Regions from separate parts of the Mus musculus genome. Here region 2 is linked to region 1. A link is a contact called in ENCODE Hi-C or POLR2A ChIA-PET data. All regions are on one chromosome and are shown on one strand. Each heading gives the region's core, a stretch centred on a gene start or an enhancer-like site at or near the end of the contact. The rest is flanking DNA. Distances are from core to core; before and after follow the strand shown.

The links. A loop is a pair of places that touch in the nucleus more often than their neighbours do. ChIA-PET counts read pairs that join two places held with the same protein, here RNA polymerase II (POLR2A).
Region 2: POLR2A ChIA-PET joins it to region 1 with 19 read pairs in Patski. The contact joins the promoter of Plin3 here to the promoter of Fem1a in region 1. A Hi-C loop is called at or near these places in 2 of 37 maps with a recorded cell type or tissue (gastrocnemius and heart). POLR2A ChIA-PET finds 5 or more read pairs at or near these places in 4 of 5 experiments (Patski and embryonic stem cell).

The regions. Positions count from the first base shown.
Region 1 is chr17:56,254,774-56,258,604 of GRCm38, forward strand. It overlaps Fem1a (fem 1 homolog a), which reads left to right and starts at 2,020. Exons shown (of 1, transcript NM_010192.4): 1 at 2,020-3,831. The coding sequence starts at 2,136.
Region 2 is chr17:56,288,897-56,292,727 of GRCm38, forward strand. It overlaps Plin3 (perilipin 3), which reads right to left and starts at 1,615. Exons shown (of 8, transcript NM_025836.3): 1 at 1,558-1,615.

The DNA.
Region 1 (3,831 bases), core at 770-3,269:
GGATTAAAGGCATGCACCTGTGCCACCACAGCCTGGAGATATGCACCTAGTGGGAGAGCCCTGGTGAAGCTCTAATTGTCTGAGTCTCTTGCATGGCTAGTGCGTGCCAGAGGCTCAGCTGTGGCTCTACATGAGAGTTGCTGGTCAGGGGTTCCGAGGTGGCTTATGGCTATTCACACGCAGTGGGGTGCCAGGGGCAAGCAGCCTGTGCAAGACAAGCAAATGTCAGAAGCTGAAGAGGAGCTATGCAGAGCAGAGACAGGCTGAGGTATGGATAGACACAAGGTGCAGACAGGAGCTGGAGTGGCCACCAGCACAGCCCCCCCCCCCCCCAGTCTCCTTGGAGCTGACTCACTGCAGGCCTGAGGGAGTACAGAAAGACAAATCATATTGAAAACAAAGAAAAACAACTAGTGAGGTGGTTAGGCAAGCAAAGGTGCTTGCTGCCAAATCTGATGACCTGAGTTTGAGCCCCAGGACGCACACACGGTGGAAGAGGATGACTCCCAAGGGTTGTCCTCAGATCTCTGTGCCTGTGCTGCGGTGTGTGTGTGCACACACAATAATACAAATTTAAACTACATTTATTTTTCTTATTCTCTGTGTGTGTCCATGTGCTACAGAACATGTATGGATGTCAGAGGACAGCCCTTGGGAATCAGTTTTCATCTTCCATCACGAGGGTCCCGGGAATTGACATCAACCGGAGCTACATGAAATCCTACCTCAAACTGATCTTTAAAAAGACCTTGAGGAACTGGAGCAGTGGTTCAGCTGTGACTCTCAACCATAGGGATGCGCACACCACCAGTAACTCCAGCGGCAAAGATCCCGACGCCCTCTGCTGGCCTTGGCGGATGGAGGGAAAGCATGTGGCCTTTAAATTTTTTATTTATTTAATTTTATTTTATGTGCATTAGTGTAAGATCCCTTGAACTGGAATTACAGACCAGTTGGGAGCTACCATGTGGGTGCTGGGAATTGAACCAGAGTCCTTTGGATAAGTAGTCAGTGCTCTTGACCACTGAGCCATCTCTCTAGCCCCGCATGTGGCTCCTTAAAAAAAGAAGAAAGAAAGAAAAAGAAAAGCTAACGTGAAAATCGAGACTGCCTAACATTTCTGCAAATAGCTAAAGGCGAGTTGGGGTGCGCTGCCAGCTCAAGATCTTACACTCGGCGCGCGCCCCCTGCTGGTCAGCAAGCCTTTCGTAGAAGCCCTTCGCCTTCCACCTCGCTCCGGATTGGCTGGGAGTTGCCTTTGTTGCCCGCTGGGAAATGTAGTCCGCAAAGGAGGCGGAGGCCCATTCATTTCCTGCCTGCGCGACCTCGAAAACCGGAAGTACAGCACCACGCTACCCTGGGTCGTCCGCAAGGGCCGCCGAGCCTTGCCCGATACGAAGGGAGGCTTTTTATTTACATTTCGTCTCGCGGGTGCCCCACGGCGCTGTGGGAAGCGAATTCCTTTTTCCCCCACTTCATGTTTTCCTGTGGATTCTGACATGAATGACAGAATGCACATTATCACCTGGCCAAGCTGCTCAGAGCCCCTCAAAACATGGTGTATTTCCATGATGGGAACTGTAGTCTTTCAATGGTACCTCGCCCAGTATTCTTCGAGCTAAAGCTCGGACTTCTTGCCCTGTCTAGAGTCTGTGTCAGTGACAGTAACCGGAAGTATGTCATCAAATACTCAGGGTCACATACAACTTTATAGACTTGCATGGTAGGAATTGAAAACTGAGACCCTTTTGAGAGACGTCCTTTTGGGAACTGAGTGAGAACATGCTGCCGGCAATCTCCGCCTTAGAGTCAATACCAGGAAGTATGTCACCACATTTCCCAAGGATCGCACTAACCATTGGCCTTGCTTGGCGGAAATTGCCGTCCTGTCACCGGTTCCCCCCTATCCCTTTCGGGAAATGTAGTTTTTTCGCTTTTCTGATTCCAGTATCATTCGGCGGGCGATCGCTCATAGGACTCCATTTCCCAGCATGCCTGTGCACACTCTGTCCTCGCCCCTTCGCGGCGGCCATTTTATTCCTCCCGGAGACCCGCTAAGATGACAGCCCGGGAGAAGGTGAAGGTTGTCTCTGGCGACCGGCGGCCCGGCTAGATCCAGCAGCGAGGCTTCCAGCATGGATCTGCACACAGCGGTGTACAATGCGGCGCACGACGGCAAGCTGCCGCTGCTGCAGAAGCTGCTGGCCGGCCGTGGGCGTGAGGAGCTGGAGGAGCTGCTGGGTGAGGTGGCCGGCGGTGGCACGCCACTGCTAATCGCAGCGCGCCGTGGACACCTAGACGTGGTGGAGTATCTGGTGGACCACTGCGGCGCCAGCGTGGAGGCGAGCGGCTCCGTGCACTTCGATGGCGAGACCATCGAGGGCGCGCCGCCGCTCTGGGCAGCGTCGGCCGCGGGTCACCTGGCCGTGGTGCGTAGCCTTCTGCGCCGAGGCGCCTCGGTCAACCGCACCACGCGCACCAACTCCACGCCGCTGCGCGCCGCCTGCTTCGACGGCCACCTGGACGTGGTACGCTACCTGGTGGGCGAGCACAAGGCGGACCTGGAGGTGGCCAATCGCCACGGCCACACGTGCCTTATGATCTCCTGCTACAAGGGCCACCGCGAGATCGCGCGCTACCTGCTGGAGCGCGGCGCACAGGTGAACCGGCGCAGCGCCAAGGGCAACACCGCCCTGCACGACTGTGCAGAATCTGGCAGCCTGGAGATCCTACAGCTGCTGCTGGGCTGCCACGCGCGCATGGAGCGCGACGGCTATGGCATGACCCCGCTGCTGGCCGCCAGCGTCACCGGGCACACCAACATCGTGGAGTACCTCATCCAGGAACAGCCGGGCCACGAGCAGCTCTCAGGGACAGAGCTTCCCGGGGAAGGCTCCTCCCAGGTGGCAGGAAACCACTGCTCCACCCCAGAAGAAGCAGAACCGTATGAGAGCTGCTGCCCTACCAGCCGGGAAGCAGCTGTGGAAGCTTTGGAGCTGCTGGGTGCCACCTACGTGGATAAGAAAAGGGATCTGCTTGGAGCCCTGAAGCACTGGAGAAGGGCGATGGAACTCCGTCACCAGGGTGGAGGCTACCTCCCTAAGCCGGAGCCCCAGCAACTGGTTCTGGCCTATGACTATTCCAGGGAGGTGACTACACCCCAAGAGTTGGAAGCCCTCATTACAGATCCTGATGAAATGCGGATGCAGGCGCTGCTGATACGGGAGAGAATCTTGGGCCCCTCACATCCTGACACTTCATACTACATACGGTACCGGGGTGCTGTCTATGCGGACTCCGGGAATTTCGAGCGCTGTATCCGTCTGTGGAAGTATGCCTTGGACATGCAACAAAACAACTTGGAGCCCCTGAGCCCCATGACCGCCAGCAGCTTCCTGTCGTTTGCAGAGCTCTTCTCCTACGTGCTGCAGGACCGCTCGGCCAAGGGCAACCTGGGCATGCAGCTTGGCTTTGCCGACCTCATGGGTGTGCTCAGCAAAGGGGTTCGGGAAGTGGAGCGGGCTCTGCAGTTGCCCAAGGAACCGGGTGACTCCGCACAGTTCACCAAAGCCATTGCCATCATCCTCCACCTTCTGTACCTATTGGAGAAGGTGGAGTGCACCCCCAGCCAGGAACACCTCAAGCACCAGACAGTCTACCGCCTGCTCAAGTGTGCCCCTCGCGGTAAAAACGGCTTCACCCCACTACACATGGCGGTGGACAAGGAGACCACCAACGTGGGCCGGTATCGTGTGGGCGTCTTCCCATCGCTGCAGGTGGTCAAGGTGCTGTTGGACTGCGGAGCAGACCCTGACAGCAGGGATTTCGACA
Region 2 (3,831 bases), core at 365-2,864, 34 kb after region 1:
GCAAAAATAAACAAATATAATACATCTTATAAAGATCTACATTTTAGTTTTGCTTATGTGCATGCAGTGGCCACAGAGTTCAGGAGAGTCAGACCCCTGCAGCTGGAGTTAGGTTACATAAGGAGCCTGAAGCTGGTGCTAAGAACTGAGCCTCGGTCCTTTGAGGGAACAGGAAGTGCTCTTAACTACTGAATCATCACTTGCAGCCGGAGTCTGCTTGTCTTTACATAGAATGTTAGAAGATCAGGAAGCTTAATGGACTAAGGACAGAGTTCAGACAGAGGTAGAAGCCTGGCGTCTGAATTTTAGGACAGGTAGGTGATATCATTTGTTTAAAAACCAGTTAAAAACTGGGGCTGGGCCTTCCAGATGCCCCAGAACAACAAACACCAAGTGTGATGGCACATGCCTGTCACCCCAGCACTTGAGGAAGGTTAGAAATCAAAGCCATCTTCCACTACCCAGTGTGTGAATTCTAGGCCAGCCTGGGCTTTATGAGATTGCTTGGCGTTGTCTGCAGAATGCTCAAATCGGCAGCTAAACCACAGTGGGTGCTCAATAAACTAGTCTGGCAAACCGCAGCAGTTAGGTTTGCGATAAAGATTTCCCAACACGGGAGTCAGGTGATGCTGGTCATGCCTTCCTGTCATCGGTAAGGTGGGTGGCAAAGCCTGAGGAGTCAGACACCCCTGGAGCTCCCCTTCCTAAGCAATGGTGGCCGCTGGAGAAAAACAAGGGCTTTTTGCTCTTTTTGAGCACTTGTGGCAGCTAATCTCTCTACACCCGGCTCCAGCTGCCTGAAACTGACCCTCCCCCACACACTCCGCCCACCAGATTACTTTCTCTGCAAAGAAAGCCAGAAAAGCCCCCAGGGTCAAAAAACCAGCATGTAGCCAAGGCTTAGAAGTGGTTAAGGGAGTCTTTCGGCCTGGTTTGGTGACAATGCTGTCATCCCAGCATTTTTGGTGGAGGCAAATTCCAAGGCACCCTAAGTTTAGCGTAGGGCCATTTCCAAAAACAATTAACAAGACAGAAACAAAACATTAAATTTGAGAGATTCCAACAGAGGGAGGCACCATGCTCGGCTGGGGGTCACAGCTTCCTGTGGAACAGGCCTGGCTTTATGTAGGATCCAGGGCCTGGGGCTAGTTAGTGCACGGCAGGTGAAGCTATTTGTGACTGTGCCTGCGGGGTTGTTTGTTCTTGGGGACAGGAGACTCAGAATCACGGGGAAGAGGGAGGAGCCGCAGCCCAGGACACACGGGACTCGCATTTGAACACAACTCTAATTCTGGGGACCCAGGACAGTGGAATCCACCTTTTTGGACGCTCAGGGACTCCGTCACTGACGAGGACGCTAAGGTCCTAGGGTGGCCAGGCCAAGAGTTGGAAGCGCTGCAGAAGTTGGGTCCTTGGGTAAAAGTTAGTCTCTAGAAGTAGGGTTTCCTAGCGTGCAGGGATTTTTGGGATACCGGAGTCCTCCCAGGAAGCCTCGTTTCTCCCTCCTCTCTAAGGGCGCCTCAAGATCGATCCTGCCCCTTGCCCCCCAGCTCTCACCAAAGTCCTCAGGTCGTCCAAGCGAGGAAACCTCCCCTACCAAGTCCAGCTTGGATCTACCGGGTGGGGCGGGGCGGCCTTGTGCATCCCCCGTGGAGGGAGGGGCCTTGGAGTGACAGGACAGAGGGCCAATCAGAGGTCCCTATGGCGTAGTTCCGCCCACCCTTCTAAGGCGACCCAGCCCAGGTTGCTTGCATTAGTTGAGTCCCAGAAAGACTTGGAGTCCTGATCCTAGATGGAGGGGAGAGGGGAGTGCCATTCTGGGGTCCTTGAATCCTCCCATGTTTCCAGAGACCTTAGAGAGGCTTCCAGATCCAAGGACTGATTGAGTGACATTTTTAGAAGCCCATCGGACCCAGGGAAATCAATGCCAGGAGGTTACACACCCTGAACCTCAGCCCTGATTGGGTCCTAAAGGAAAAGTTGCTGTCATCCAGATTGAGGTTCTTGTTGTCCCAAGTCCTCTGGACGAGGGCACTGAGGCCCTGATATGGCCAGCCATGCGCAGTATCCAGCTTTCTGCTCCTGGACCCCTGGATCAATCCTTTCCTGAAGACAGACACCTCCTGGACTTTTTTTTTTTTCTCATCCCTAAATCTTCTTTCTCCCCTTGGCCTGTAAGCCAAGTGTTAACCTCAGACGGCTGCAGGAGCTAAGAAAGAAGGGAATGTATTTTTGTTGAGGGTGTGACTACGTGTGCAGTTGTGAAAATGTGCACGGGCATTTGCAACTGCGCATGCACGGATGTGAGCCAGGCCTGGAGAGGACCCACCCTTACTGAGTTACCTCAGATCTTTCCAGACTTCCGCCCGGCCCCTCCTTTTTTTTTCTGAGCTGCCTTGACTCAGGCTGAGTTCTTTATCTTCCTGCTTCCAGTGAACAATGCCGCCTTCACAGGGGCAGTGGCGGGATGGGGCATGTTGCCACCAGGTGGCGCCCTGCTCGCGACTGCGCCCCTCCCCGCCATGTCCCCCAACGGTGCCACTTCCCTCTGTGCCTCTAGCGCCTCTGCGTTCCTTCCCTTACAGAGCCCCTCCACTCTGTGTCCCCTACAGCGACCTTCTCTCTGTGACCCCCTCCCGACGGCTCCCCTCTCCTCTCTTTCCACAATGGCGCCTCTCCCTCTCTGTGCCCCTGACGTGTCTAGGCCCATCGGTGCCGTAGAAAGCATGTCCTATTAACCTTGGGCCTGGCCCATGGCTCATTAGCTGTGTATACAGGCATTCAACAATTATTAGGCACATGCTGTACACAAAGGTCATGTAGGGCAGCCCCAGGAACATAGTCTGTACCCTCTCAGCTTGGTAGCATTCAGAGACCAGTGGGAAGTCACGCCAGCAGAATAGCATTAAGACTTTAGAGGGATACTGGGTGGACCACCAGAGCTACACAGTGACTGTCTTAAAAAACAAAACAATATTGGGAGGGGAGTCGAAGGAAAATTTAAAATGTATATTACACCTATTTATTTAGGGGGGCACTCTACCACTAGTGTGTGTGTAGGTCAGGAAAGAGCACGTGGGACGTCATTTCTCTGCACCACCGTTGTTGAGCCTGGGGACTAAGCTCAGATCTGCAGAGTTGGCAGCCACTCCCTCCCTTTCTCACTGATCCATTTCACTGGCCTCTAAGGGACTTTTACTTTGTCTCACTGACTGAGGCCATATCCCCCCCCCCCTCCCCGGCTTCAGTCTCCCAGTGATGGAATGAGAGGAGAAATTAGAGGCTAGTGCACAGTGCTCAATCAGTATACACAAAACTTGGGTTCTGCCCCCACCCCCCACCCCACATCCACCAGGTGTGGCACATGCCTGTCACTCCAGCAGCCAGAGCTGAGGCAGGGGGACCATGGGGAATCAGTTCAAGTGTTACCCAGTGAGTTTGAGGCCGGCCTGAGTTCCATGAGATTGGAGCAGGAAAAACAATGGAAGATGCTAGATGAAACAGGAGCTCTCGGTCTGTGTCCTTACTCTTTGAAGGATAATTAACAGCCACAAGCCCTTGCTGTAACTCAGTGACCTGATGGCCAGCTGCTACCCATGTCTCCTTCTCACGTGGACCGTGGACGGGGGGGGGGGTGTCCTGCCCCTCACCACAGGAAGCTGGGGGTCATTTAACATGCAGAACCTGGCTCTGTCTGTCCCCACCCTCCTGAGCCTTGTGGCAGCCAGCTGCTGCTGTACCCTGTGAAGTGGCGGTGGTAAGCTTGGGGGAAGAACACGGCTCTGAGACCCATGGTCCACCAGGTTGGCATGGCTTCTCCCAGGCCCTTGA